2 separate regions of the Homo sapiens genome follow, and region 1 is linked to region 2. The links are chromatin contacts, found by Hi-C or POLR2A ChIA-PET in ENCODE. All regions are on one chromosome and are shown on one strand. Each heading gives the region's core, a stretch centred on a gene start or an enhancer-like site at or near the end of the contact. The rest is flanking DNA. Distances are from core to core; before and after follow the strand shown. Region 1 holds the start of LOC105378230 (a long non-coding RNA gene). Region 2 has its middle 8.9 kb from the start of SYNPO.

Evidence for each region. A loop is a pair of places that touch in the nucleus more often than their neighbours do. ChIA-PET counts read pairs that join two places held with the same protein, here RNA polymerase II (POLR2A). Pooled maps may share reads with other maps.
Region 1: a map with no recorded cell type shows a loop between it and region 2 (2.8-fold over the local background). The contact joins two enhancer-like sites. A Hi-C loop is called at or near these places in 1 of 37 single-sample maps with no recorded cell type and 4 of 50 pooled maps. POLR2A ChIA-PET finds 5 or more read pairs at or near these places in 1 of 52 experiments (GM10248).

The regions. Positions count from the first base shown.
Region 1 is chr5:151,211,889-151,219,148 of GRCh38, reverse strand. All of the region lies in intron 1 of CCDC69 (coiled-coil domain containing 69), which reads left to right. LOC105378230 (a long non-coding RNA gene) reads right to left here and starts at 7,015. Exons shown (of 4, transcript NR_160730.1): 1 at 6,890-7,015; 2 at 6,260-6,390. RefSeq lists enhancers at 4,202-4,261, 4,612-4,661, 5,442-5,521, 5,532-5,581, 6,292-6,481 and 1 more. Within about 2 kb of position 3,753, at least 11 of the 41 ENCODE cell types and tissues checked have a DNase peak (open chromatin) inside an H3K27ac peak, as active enhancers do.
Region 2 is chr5:150,628,290-150,635,156 of GRCh38, reverse strand. It overlaps a transcript of SYNPO not described here. Among named protein-coding and RNA genes, the nearest start is that of SYNPO, 8.9 kb to the left of the region's middle. Within about 2 kb of position 4,561, at least 7 of the 41 ENCODE cell types and tissues checked have a DNase peak (open chromatin) inside an H3K27ac peak, as active enhancers do.

The DNA.
Region 1 (7,260 bases), core at 2,504-5,003, 580 kb before region 2:
TCAGCCCCCTGCCCCAACCATCATGGAGATGTTGGCATGTACATGGCCTCCGAGCTGATGATTTTGCCCAACCTAGAAACTAATGCCCACCAATCTTCCTAGCTAAAGCCAGTACAGGCTTCCATGCACAAGGCACTCTGGAAGACCTGTGAGATTAAATACCAGATTTTTGCGTTTGGCAACCTAAAACACACTAGAATAATTCCCAATACTCTCTGCCTTTGAGATACAACCTTTGGTGATATATTTTCTGCACATGTACATGTTTTTAATTCTTTTCCTCTATTGAATTCATGGGTGGCTGATGTAGGTCCCCTGAGAGCCTGACGAGTTCCCAGATACCTAAGGGCTCCCATTTTTGCTTCAGTTGGCTGTTAGGCTTGGGACCTGTGCTTCATGTCAGCACTGTGTTTCTTTTTTGTCATAAAAAGGGAAGAAAAGATGAAATTTTAAATTAATTGCACAGAAACAGGCTGCTATATAAATCAAGACAGTGAAACTCTGGTTAGGAGGGGCTGCCCCCTGACATCTCAGGGTGCATAGATCAGCCAGTGAACAGAAGTCTGAGACCTGCCTGGAAAAGGAGCTCTAAGGGGTCTCAGTATGAAATTCATGAATGTTCATATTCAAAAAATAAACTCGAAGAGTGTAAGTACCCTCCCAACGAAAGGAAGAGCCTCTCAGATGACCCTAGTTCTGGCTCTGACACCTCAGGGTGTACTTGGGCTTCCGTCCACACGGCTGGCACTCGGTCCTCTGCATCATCCTCCCTCAGCACTGTGAGCCGTCCCCAGTGACCAGGGGAGAGGGCCAGACTGGGAGCCCCCACTGCAGCAGGACTGGCAGTGGGGAGGGAGCTCCTGCTGTCCCACCTTGGCAGAGAAAAGGAGCAAGAGAAGATCCATCCATCTTTAGCAGATCTAAACCCATCCATTACCTGAAGACAAGCCATCCTATTTGTCTTGCAAGGTGAATCTTAATCCCTAAAAATAGTTTATCTTGTGTCACCTTATTTTCAAATCTGAACCTTCCAGAACATCTAGGCCAAACACTGTACTATACCTAAAACAGCCATCCACATCCATGCATCCCCCCAAGACAAGTGATATGCAGTCTGACCTACTTCCAGATTTCCTCCTCTCTGCAATGGAGTTTTTTTTCACTGAGTGTACAATGACCTTTGTGGCTTTCCTCGCCATTTTCTACTGCCCCATGTGACCCTGCCCCTGTGCCTTCCTTAAGGAAATGGCCTGGACATCAGAAAAGCTGTTACCTTTACTGGATTCAGTAATGTCCCCTCCTACATTTACATTCACCCAGAACCTGTAAATGCGACATTATTTGAAATAGGGTCTTTGCAGGGGCCATTGAGTTAAAATGAGGTCACATTGGATGGGCCCTAATCCAGTGACTGGTGTCCCAACAAGAAGAGGGAAATTTGGACACAGACACACAGGGAGAAGAGCAGGGAATGAAGTGACACATCTCCCAAGCCAGAGAACGAAGGATTGCCAGCACCCACCAGGATCTGGGAGAGAGGGAGGTAACAGATCCTCCCTCAGAGCCTCCAGAAGAGCCAGCTCGGCTGATACCTTGAATTTACACTTCTAACTTCCAGAACTGTGAGAGAATACATTTCTGTTGTTTTCAGCCACCAAGTGCGTGGTAATTTGTTACAGCAGCTTTAGGAAACTTTCATATCGCAAGGTTAATTGCTCCTTACCCACCCTCTCACCCCCAGCCCCAAGTTGCCAGCAATCAAAAATGACAGCAAGAACCCAGTGCCTCCCTTTGGAACCCATCTTGGCAGCAGAAGAGGCAGCACTGTAAACAAGGAGGTGCCTGGACAGGGCCCATTGCTTTTGGACACCAGCAGCTGCATCTGTAGAGGAAAGAGCACTGGACTGGGAGTCAAGAATGGGGCCTACTTCTTTATATTTTTTATTGATATATAATATTTTACATACTTCTCAGGTACATATGATATTTTGTTAGGTGCATAGACTGTGTAATGATCAAGTCAGGGTATTTGGAGTTTCATCACCTCGAGTATTTATCATTTCTATGTGTTGGGAACGTTTCAAGTCCTCTCTTCTAGCTATTTTAAAGTATACAGTTCATGGTTGCTATGGAACATTAGAATGTAGTCCTTCCATCTGGCTGTATGTTTGTATCGTTTGACCAGCCTTTCTTCATTCCCCGCACCCCACACACACGTCCTTCCCAACCTCTGGTATTCATCATTCTAACAATGGGTCCACTTCTGCCTCTTTTGCTAACTATTCTCTTCCCCAGCCTTGATTTCTCTGTCTGTACCTTGACTCTGGGGGAGGCTTTCAGGTTCCAAGAGAGGTACCTTTTTCTTGTTGTTGTTAATTTCTTTGTATATAAGTAATTCTTGAATGCGTTGTTGCTTTAAAAATCCTAAGAATTGGCCAGGCGTGGTGGCTCACGCCTGTAATCCCTGCACTTTGGGAGACTGAGGCGGGCGGATCACCTGAGGTCAGGAGTTTGAGACCAGCCTGACCAACATGGTGAAACCCCGTCTCTACTAAAAATACAAAAATTAGCCGGGCGTGTGGCACGTGCCTGTAATCTCAGCTACCCAGGAGGCTGAGGCAGGAGAATCGCTGGAACCTGGGAGGCAGAGGCTGCAGCGAGCCGAGATCGCACCACTGCACACCACTCGCTCTAGGTGACAGAGCAAGACTCAGTCTCAAAAAAAAAAAAAAAAAAAAAAAATCCTAATAATTTAGGTAAAATGTAAAATGGAAGCTACCCTTCCTTGACCACAGTAATTTTAGTCCATTCTCTGGAGATGACAACTGTTATCAGTTTGTGCTTTTCTAGGTACTTTTTCCTATGCATTTTTTTATCATTAGTAATAGTTGGCCGGGCATGGTGGCTCACGCCTGTAATCCCAGCACTTTGGGAGGCTAAGGCGGGCAGATCACCTGAGGTCAGGAGTTCAAGATCAGCTTGGTCAACATGGTAAAACCCTGTCTCTACTAAAAATACAAAAATTAGCTGGGCATGGTGGCACATGCCTGTAGTCCCAGTTACTGGGGAGGCTGAGGCAGGAGAATTGCTTGAACCTGGGAGGTGGACGTTGCAGTGAGCCAAGAATACACCACTGCACTCCAGCCTGGGTGACAGAAAAGAAATAGTTTAGTTTGGATATTGGTATTTTACCAAATGCCTTTCCATCTTTGTACATAAAGGTCTACTTCACTCTCTTAAACATATGAATGAAATGACATAGTATTATGTCCCTGAGTATATCCAGCCAGTCCTCAGTTTACAGCATTTCCCTACTGCAAATGGTCCTGCCCTGAGCATCCTGTGCATCCTCCTTGTCCTCACTAATGGGTACTTATTTCTGTTCACAGTGCTACTGTAGAATTAGGAGCATGCTGCGTGCAACTTGGGAGATGGCTGAGCTCTGTCATTCTCTGCTTTCAGGCAATCCCGCCCTCTCTTTTACAACCACCCTTACACTGTCTGCTGAAGAACAGGGGATGGTGTGGAGGGCTCCAGGTTCTCACCCAGGCCTCCTGAGCAAGGGACCCTCCTTTCCTGCTCTCCAGAGAAGCCCCCTCCATGACCAGAGCTAACAGCTGAGTGTGTCAAACTGCCTCTGCCCTGCCCAGAGCAAACAAGCCGGACAGGATCGACAGAAGATGAGATAGCAAGATGACCTCACTCTGCCCCTTCTTCCCCATCCACAGCATGTCAAAACCAGAAGGGCTCTTACGTATCCCATTGCACAATTCCATGCCATGCAGAGGAGGGTACAGAAGCACAGAAAAGGAAGAGTGTCCACTCAAGGTCACACAGCAAGCAGATGGCAAGCTAGGACCTTGGCTCTGGACTCTCAATTTGCCATTGGACTGTGAGACAGGTATCCAGGCGCTCAGCCTCAGATGGCAAGCTAGGACCTTGGCTCTGGCCTTCCAGTTTGCCATTGGACTGGGAGACAGGTATCTGGGCCCTCAGCCTGTCTCTTTCCCCACCCCCATCCAGCTACTGACACCATTTTCTGTCCAGCTCCTTCAGGGTCCTGCCTGCCAGGCTGACCCAAATGCTAGAAATAATGTCTAGTGCTTTTGCCAGCTCCAGGCCCTCTGAGGCAACCAGAACTAGCAGACACCCTGGGAAGCTGATATGGGACAAGAAAACGGGAGCCCTAGGGAGGAAGAAAATAAATAAGGTGTATTAGAAAGGCTTTCTCTAGGCCTCAGTGTCATCGTCTGTGAAGTGAGGCCTTGCACTCAAGGCCCTTCTGATGCTTGTCTGCTGTGGTCTGGCTCACCAGGTGCAGGGGTATTTAAGAAGGAAGTGGTCCTTTGCTCCCCTGAGACACCTCATCAGTTGGTCAGATAGGAGCAGTGGAGACCACATCCGCCCCTGACTTGTGTGCTCTGGGGGTCCTGCAGGTGTTCAGAGCATAGGCCGTGTCCCCGGTGCAGCGGAGTGGTGCAGCCTGGCACTTCTAACTTTAAGTTGGTTGTACAATCACATTGGACTGTCCTCCAGCCAGTGAGGAAATGTTGACCACACACTATATGATATGAAGGGGATGAATTAAATCTTTAATGTCCCTGGCAGTGTTTGAGTTTCAATGACATCAAATTCAGGCATTACTTTGGCAGAATATCTCTGCCCATCTTAGAGATGGGGAGGCTAAGGCCTGTATTTATGGTGTTCTGTCTGAGCTTCTGTAATTCGGGTGTGAACACTAACATTTCTCAACAGCCCTGATCATTTAGGCCCCGCCCTTCCTCCCCGAAGGCCCTGGAGTGGGGCCCCTTGGGCCACACTCCCCGCCTCCTTCCTGCCTCTACCCTCGGCCAATAGGCTCTGACTGTGGTTACTTAGATCCCAGCACTAGTGGTGCTGGGCCAGACACCGGAAAGGCAGCTCTGATATTGAGGAGGGTGTGACCTGAGCCCCTTGAGACTTAGAATCACCTCTCCCCTACAGGCTCAGCTACTCAGATAAAGCTGACCCTGGCATCAGGGGGACGGAAAGGACTCTAGCCTCAGCTGTGAGTCTGGATTCTCCCCAGGGCTCTGCTTCCCTGCTTTGCAGCTTCTGACAAGTTATCTGCCCACCCACCTCTGGGCCTCAGCTTTTCTATCTGGAAAAAGGAGGTGGGGATTGGAGTCAGCTGCCTCCTGGGGCCCTTCCAACCCTGCTCTGGGTTCCCGTAAGCCTTCCTCAGCCAGGATAGGTGTGATAGAACTACATGCTCAGAGGAAGCCAGGCCTGTGATGTATGGGACACGGAGGAGCTGGGTGAACTCTTAAGGAGTCTTCTTTAATTACTAAATTCTCTAAGTTAAGCAGGAACAATGAGGACACAAAGCACTTAATCAGAAATACACAAGCCTTGAAGGCTGACAAACAGAATGGAGTGATGGCTCCCAAAGAGGGCTAGCTCAAGTCTCTGCAGGACAGGCTGAACCTCCCTCAGGGCTACTCTTACCTTCCATCCTACTAGGATTCCCAAGGTAGGGAATAGCTGGGCGGCTTCTATCCAAGTTGCTTCTGCCTAATTCACTCTTGCCTGGTGAGGCTCAGAATTTGAGGGTAGTTGGCCGGGCATGGTGGCTCACGCCTATAATCCCAGCACTTTGGGAGGCCGAGGCGGGTGGATCACTAGGTCAGGAGATTGAGACCATCCTGGCTAACATGGTGAAACCCCATCTTCACAAAAAATACAAAAAAAAAAAAATAGCCGGACATGGTGGTGGGCACCTGTAGTCCCAGCTACTCAGGAGGCTGAGACAGGAGAATGGCGTGAACCCAGGAGGCAGAGCTTGCAGTGAGCCGAGATCACGCCACTGCACTCTAGCCTGGGCAACTGAGCAAGACTCCGTCTCAAAAAATAAAAAATAAAAAATAATTTGAGGGAAGTTTAGGGGTCTATCCCAAAGGCTTGAGTATGTGACTACAGCCATTCACCCCAAAATGCTGCTCCCTGAATAGCATTCAACAGAGCTCCCTGAGGTTCCATTAATGCTGGTGGTCTTTACATGCCATGTAGTAGATAATTTCTTTATGCTTACCAGAGGCTTTCACTTGCCGAACATCAGTGATGCTTTTTAGAATTATAGACTGTTAGAGTTCAGGGTTCTAAAAGATCACCAGTCCAATCTACAGCATGAAGTTTGACTCTCCAACCTCTTCTTGCATGCTACTAATGATGGAGCGCTCACTTCCACCACGATTCCCCACCCTCCAATGAGGCAGCCTACCAGTTTGTGATGGTTCTGAAATTTTTCTTCATACTGAACTGAAACTTCTGGAACCTCCTCATGCTTGGCCACAATCCTGTCCTCCAAGGCTGTAGATGACACGCCAGCAGCTTCTACCCATGACATTCCTGCTGAGATTTGAAGACAATATCAGGTCTTCCTGCCTGTTCTCAAGGCTGACCAACTCTTGTTCTGTTAACAGCCCCTCCTATAATTTGGTTTTGAGCCACCTCCTACATCCTGTCGGTTTCTTTGGGACGTCTTCCAGTGTGTCAGTTTACCCTCTAAAATGAGAGTATACTCTAGAGCATCTCACCAGCCCCAATCTGAGCTCATGTGGCTCTCCATGGCTCTGGACACTGTCTTCTCATTCTACCCTGACTCTGTCTGCTTTTGACAGCTGTGTCCTACTATCTCAGGTTTGCTTCAGGTTGAACCTACTGCAGGGCTCTGGTCTGCTTGACAGCAAGGATCTAGGCCCCAAAGCTGTGAGTGTCACCTGGGTATAGGGGCTCTATTTCCAGCCTTCTTAGGAGAAGGGCTGCCCTGGAGCTCAGGAGGACTGAAGAGAGCATCTGTTCCAGCCCTGACCCTTCACAGATGGGGAAACTGAGAAGGAACATGACTTACCTAAAGGCACACAGTAAAGCTGGAATTGAGTCTCCTGGCCTCAACCCCAGGCCTGGGTTCTCCCTGCATCCTGTACTGCCGGCAGCCTCCTCTGCAGCTTTCTTGCTACCAAGTTTCCGTTGACTCAGGAAGCTGTCATCCCTCTTCCAGAGTGTAGTCCGGATACCCCACCCCAGCCCTATGCTCCCCACCCCTCTTTTGGAAGGGAAAATTCTTATGTCCCCCTCCCAACTCCCCCCCCCACCACCACCACCCACGCACACACTGCAGGTGCCGTCTGCTCCATGACCTCTGAGGAGGAAGTGGTCAGGACCCCAACCTGGGGATTTTCCACTCAGTAGTTGCTTGTTGAGACCTACCTAGCTCAGGGT
Region 2 (6,867 bases), core at 3,312-5,811:
TGGATGGATGGGCATCAGGTACACACCTTGTGGGACGTATGTGTTTCCTTCCTGCCAGCCTGCCCCGTCTTCAGGTAACCGGGTTAGCAGACAACTCTTGCCTTGAGGGCACATGCTCCTGGAGAATGGACAATGCACCGATGGTATGGTTTCAAATTCACTTCTCCAGGATCTCTGCATCTCAGTCATAGTCTCCCTTTTCCAAGGGTACATTAAAATCTGCCACTTGATGCTCAAATGACCCAGGGGATCATGTGGCTGTGGAGAGTGTCCCCTTTGTGTGTGTGTGTGTGGTGTGTGTGTGTGTGTGTGTGTGTGTGTGTGTGTGTTTTAGACAGGGTCTCACTCTGTCACCCAGGCTGGCAGGCTGGAGTGCAGTGGTGCAATTACAGCTCATGGCAGTGACCTTCCAGGGACAAGTGACCCTCCTGCCTCAGCCTCCCAAGTAGCTGGGACTACAGGCATGCACCACCACACCCGGCTAATTTTAAAAAAATTTTTGTACAGACGAGGTCTCACTTTGTTGCCCAGGCTGGTCTCAAACTCCTGGGCTCAAGCAATCCTCCTGCCTTGGTCTCTCCAAGTGTTGGGATTACAAGCATAAGCCACTGTGCCCAGTCAAATGTCCCCTTTTCTATCCTTATTGCCATTAAATGGGATAAGCCATATGAAATGCCTACCATAGCACCATACACCTTAGCACCACCACCAGCATCCTCACGTGTCACCAAAGTCATCTCCACCTTCATTCCTCTAGGGCACTTGGAGGCAACTGAACAGTAGAGGGAAAGGACCAGGCCAGGAGCTGGAGATCTGGGTTTTAGCCTCAACCTGGTCTGCAATTCAATGTGAGGCCTCTGGCAAGTTCCTTCCCCTCTCTGGTCCAGATCAGAAACTTGCAGGTGCTTCAGAATCCCTCAGGGAATGTGGTCAAGATGCAGATTCCTGGGCTTTATCCTAGACCGGAGGAACCACAGAATATACACCTTAACAGGCTCCCGAAGGGGTTCTGTGTACAGCCAGGTTGGGAACCCACTGGGCTTTAGAGTCCATGATCTTATAACTAAGTGTGTAAGTTAGTGAACACAAGAAAATGTCTGGAATACAGACTTTCACACAGTAAGACTCCATAATGTTAATAAAAATACATTTAATAAAATATATTTATATAATTGTCTTTTTTTTAATTTTTATTTTAATAGAGGTGCGTTTTCACTATGTTTCCCAGGCTGGTCTTGAACTCCTGAGCTCAAGCAATCCTCCTACCTTGGCCTCCTAAAGTGCTGAGATTATAGGAATGAGCCACCGCACACAGCCTATGATAATTATATACGGTAATTTTATAGCATTCCTTGAATATGCACAACACTTTTATAGTTTTCCTAGCACTTTTCATCCATCAGAGATAGAGACAGAGCAAGGATTGTTACACCATTTTACAGACTAGAAAACTGAGGCAGAGAAAGGGCAAGGGACCTGCCCAGGATCTCACTGCACATGGTTCATTGGCTCCTAGCCAGAGCCATTGGCACAGCCTCATGAGGTGCCCCACCTCGGGGCCTTATCCTCTCATCCCATGTGATTTTGACTCCCAGCCCCCAGTGTAACTGTCCTACCACTCCAGGTTTATGAAAACTCTGAGCACACATGACTTCTCCATGCCTCTGGAGAACAGGACAACCTCAACCAGTTAATTTCCTTCCAGCCACAAGACCCCTCTCACTGGCAGTGCAGGGAGTTCCCAGAGCCCTAACGCTACACACTACCATCTGCTCTAAAATAGTTGTTTTATTCTAACTAATCTGAGTTCAACCTGATCACTAGCTATGGTGACCTTTAGCAAGCCTTATATGTGCGGAGCCTCAGTTTCCTCTAAAAGATTCTTAATTCCCACTCTGCTATGTTATTGCTCAGATCAGCTCTCACACAGGCAAAGGCCTGAAACCTATACTACTGCACATTAGCTCTCTGGCTAAAGTGTGAGCTCCTGGAAGGCAGGAACCCTGTTTCCCCCACCCATGCACCCACACCTACAGCATGTAATATGTGCTCAATAAATATATGCTGAATGCATGATGCAAGGAAATGATATGGCCAAAGCAGCTCTTTCCTAGTCCTAACTGACCATGGTATTTCATGAGTCATTTCCCAGGTCGAGGGGTAGGGACTCTGAGCAGGGACGATCAGGGCCAGAAGGAATGGTTTCTAGGTCCTGGGAAATTGCCCTCCCCTCTGCACATAGTGGACCACCTGCCATGGCTGTGATGAAGGCCACGCTAGGAGGGCGGTGTTCTGGGAGTCCCGAATGTAATCCTGTTGACTCACAAACATAAATAATGCACTAGTATGTTCTCTCCTCACCACCCTGTCACACTAAGAATAGCACCGGCTACTCTTTCAGGGATTCCAAGGGGAAGAGGGCAGGACAGCAAGATAGGGACAAGCAGGGAAAGACGTCACTGGGCTATGGACCATCAAGCACTCCTTCTCCAAACCCATAAAGCAGAGGAGCCTGGAGGGCAGAGCCGAAAGGGCCCTTAGAGGCCAACTGTCAGAAGCTCTCAGGGGGTGAGCAGATGGCACCTGCCCCTCCACCAGCCTGTTTTATCTTTTCCTCCTCCTGACGCCCATCCTAATAAAGCCTGTGCCTCTAACTTACCCCTCCACACTCCTCCCCCTCCTTGTTCATGGGATGAATAAATATACAGTGGGTGGGTGCCCTCTTATGTGTTTATATGTAAAGCTTTAGAGAAGGAAAAATATGCTATAGATTTTCATTTATCTTAAGTTTAAAAATAACTGACCTAGAATAGCGCTTCTCATAATTTAAAGTACATGGAAATTACTCAGGAATGTTGTCAAAATGCAGATTGTAATTCAGGAAGTCTGGGATGAGGAGGCCTGGGATTCTGCATTTCTAACAAGTTTCTGGGTGATGCTGATACTGCATCCATGGGCCATACACCGAGTGTAGAAAAATTAGAGTATTTATCTATAATAGAGATGGGGAAACTGATGCCCAGGGAGAAAAAGGGGTGTGCCCTAGAGCGTACAGCAGAGCTGGGCTCAGGATGCAAGCCTCCTGCCTGCCATCCCGGGGTTTTGGCTCCAGGGTTGGCTGGGGGTTGGTGCCTGGAATGGAACAGGGGACAGGCAGCCGTTACAGGCAGTGGAAGTAGGTCTGGGGCGGCCTTCATTCAGACACAAGCTGACCCTCCTTTGTCCACAGACTCCCACAGGGAATAAAAGGAAATAAGAACTCACCTGAACAGGGGCACTCAGCTTGAGTGACCGCAGCCTCCTGCCCAGGAACGCACTCTCACCAGCTTGCATCTGAGGCCTGCTGGGCCTCCATAACCCTCCTTGAAGAGATGGGGGAGAGAGGGCCCCAGACTCTGCATTTAGCCACCTCAAGAAGTGGCTGGGGGGGCATGAATGGGGTCTGTCGATAGCACTATCAGGGTGGACATCCAAGGGAAAGAGGAAAGGAAAGGAGCAAAGACCCACCTCCTAGATCAGCACCAGCATGCTCCTCTTTCCTATGATCCGCCTCAAGCCCCTTCGCAGGCTCCAGGCCCTGTACCACCAGCCCCACTGCCCTGACCCCTGCGCTGCAGCTCCCGTCGTGGTGCTTCACCTCCCAGCCTGCCAGGCTCCAGCCATGCTGACCCTCTTTCTAGTGCTCGGCCAGCCCAGCACTTTCTCCCCTCAGGGCCTCTGCACTGGCTGCTCCTTTTCCTAGAGCTCTTTCTTCCCTTGCCCCCTTGGCTGCACCTTTCTGACCACACTTCTCATCCTTCAGGTCTGTTCACAGGTCCCAAGGCCCTCAGAGGTCACATTCTCCTGCCACAACACTCTCTGCCTCTTCCCTAAACGCTCATCAGCTTTGTAATTCCATAAGGATTTGTTTTCACGTCAGTCTGCCTGTCCCCGCAGGGCAGGGACCTTGGCTATGTCCATGCCCCTGTGCCTCGGCCATAGCTGGGCCTGAATAAACATTTGTTGACTAAGTAAAAGAGCAAATGCATGAAACACTGCTCACATCATGACTGCAAAGCCTCCTGCCTTCATGCTCCCATGTGACCTCACTCACCCGGAGTTGTACAGGATTGGGATTTGCACAATTATCTGGGTACTGGCCTCTGCTCTGCTGCACCCTAGCTGAGTGGCCACTGCAGGTCACCTCTCTGAGTGGGGTCTCCTGCAGTGTCTGTCAGGTCTAAATGAGAGAAGAAATCTGGGAAAGAACTTTGATTGACAGCATTACTCTGTCAATGTTTGAGGCCCAGAGAGGGAAAGGGCTCATTCAAGGCCACACAGCCAGTGTGTGGGGATGCCAGACACCCCTGGCACAGCTTAAAGTCCACAGCTGAGCTTCAGGCCCACCCAAGCTCAGTAAGAGCACCATCTGCCTGGAGGCTGGGCAGGGATGGAGGAGGGAGAGGAGAGGGTGGATGGGAGCATTCAGCCTCAGGCCCAGAGCCAGGGTATGGTGGGCGGGGCCCCCAGCAGGAGACCTGAGTGGGGCCTGGCAGCCAGGCATGGGGGAGCCAACTGGCTCAGGTTGGGTGGTGGCATGCTTGTTCTCCGTGCGCGTGACAGTCTATTTTTTAATCAGTACTCTCCCCATCCCCCAACTCCATGTGCCCTCCCAAAGGGCCCCATATTGGGAATAATGTCCTGGCTGAGGAGGCCAGGGCCACCTTAGGGATCCATGGGAGGGTCCCCAACATCTCATCTTCCTATGGAGCCCACAAGAACTAAGCGGCCCAGAAGGCAGGACAGGAGGCTCAGGGATGAAGCGTGTCCTCTGCCTGTGTGACCCTGGGCTGCTCCCTAAACACTCTGACCTCAGTTTCCCCTAACTGTACAATGGTGGCGGTGTGCCAGACTGCGTGGGAGTTTATTACAACTCAAGCACTTAGGAGCCACTCAAGTTCCAAGGCACTAACAACGCCCACTCATCAGGCCATGGCAGAGCCTTCCATGCCCACAGTGACTGCAGGGCACCCTTGATCCTCTCTGACCTACTGCCAGGGGAATAGAAAGGTTGAGCTGGTTCAAGGGCCAATCTCAGAGCCCCGGACCCTAGACCCAGTGAGGCTCCTCCTTCCAGGACCTAAGCTTCAGGGATGATGAGGATCAAAGATGAATGCTGTCTGTTCTGGGATAGGTGGCTTGCTTTTTCTGAGCCCCTGGCACTCCATCTAGTGTGGGAGAGACCATGTTGCGAAGAAGTTAAGCACACAGTTTTTGGGGCCAGACTGCCTGTGTTTGAATCTAGCCACTTACCAGGTGTGCGACCTTGGAAGCTCACTTAACCAACTTCTCTGTGCCTCAGTTTCCCATCTGCAAAATGCTAATAACAGTACTCACCTCATGGAGTTGTTGATGCGTAAAGAACTTAAAGCACCCATGGTACATAGTAAATAACAGTAAACAATCATTTTTCAAGAACTGTGGCTTTTATCTTTCAAGCACTCTTAGACTCTAAGAGATTTTATTCTGGAGGATTACACGCAAGGGTCTCAGGTTAGCCCACTCTCCTGTCCCAGGGGCTCATCCAGCCTGCCCCTTCCTTGACCCTTGACACCATGGTGTCAGCCCCTCCTGCTAGCCCCATGTTCTTGGTGACAAGCCAGTAAGGAGCTTTGTCACACCCATGATCCCCTCAGATCCTTACTAGCCCATATCTCAGCAGTCAGAAGTGAAGCCTGAGGCCCAGAGGAAGCAAATGATTTGCCCAAGACCACCAGCCAGTCAGCTAAGAGCGGAGGTTCGAGCATCCGTTCCTGAAGCTCAGTCCAGGCATTTTCCGCTGTGCTTGTGCCTATTCTCCCACCATCAAAACCTGTTCCTAGGCCGGGCATGGTGACTCATGCCTGTAAGCCTGAGGCAGATGGATCACTTGAGCCCAGGAGTTCAAGACCAGTCTGGGCAACATAGCGAGACACTGTCTCTACTAAAAATACAAAAATTAGCCGGGCACGGTGGCACATCTCTGTAGTTCCAGCTACTTAGGAGGTGGGAGGATCACTTGAGCCCAGGAGGTCGAGGCGGCAGTGAGCCATAATCATGCCACTGCACCCCAGCCTGGGTGGCCGAGTCAGACTCTGTCTCAAACAAACAACCCAACCAAACAAACAAAAAAACCTGTTCCTGGCCAAACATCAAAAAGTAACTTATACTGAGATACAATTAGTCTTAAGCGAGAGCCCATCTCCTTAAGAACTTGCTATTTCTATTTTTTTGCTGGAGTCTCACTCCGTCTCCCAGGCTGGAGTGCAATGGCGCGATCTCGGCTCACTGCAACCTCTGCCTCCTGGGTTCAGGCGAGTCTCCTGCCTCAGCCTTCTGAGGAGCTGAGATTACAGGCATGCACCACCATTCCTGGTTAATTTTGTATTTTTAGTAGAGACGGGGTTTCACCATGTTGGCCAGGCTGGTCTCAAACCCCTGACCTCAGGTGATCCCCCTGCCTTGGCCTCCCAAAGTGCTGGGATTACAGGCGTGAGCCACCACACCTGACCGCTATTTTAACAGAGATCAAAACCTCACAATACCTAAATGGTAGCTCATTTTTTTTTAGCATTTATCATCATCTCATTTAATTTTCAGAACAACAGTATACAACAGGGTCTATTATTGTTTCTATTTTATAGATGAGGAAACAAAAACCCAGAGAGGTTACATAACATAGTTAAGATCTCCCAGCCAGCCAGGAAGGGAACCCAGAGGTCCAACCACAGAATCTGTGTATTAGCCACACATGAGGCATGCCTCCAAGAATTTAGGAGTAGACTGAATTTTGTTCCACCCGCAGCAACCCTGGGAGGCTGGACAGGGTAGGGTAGGGCAGGGTCTGCA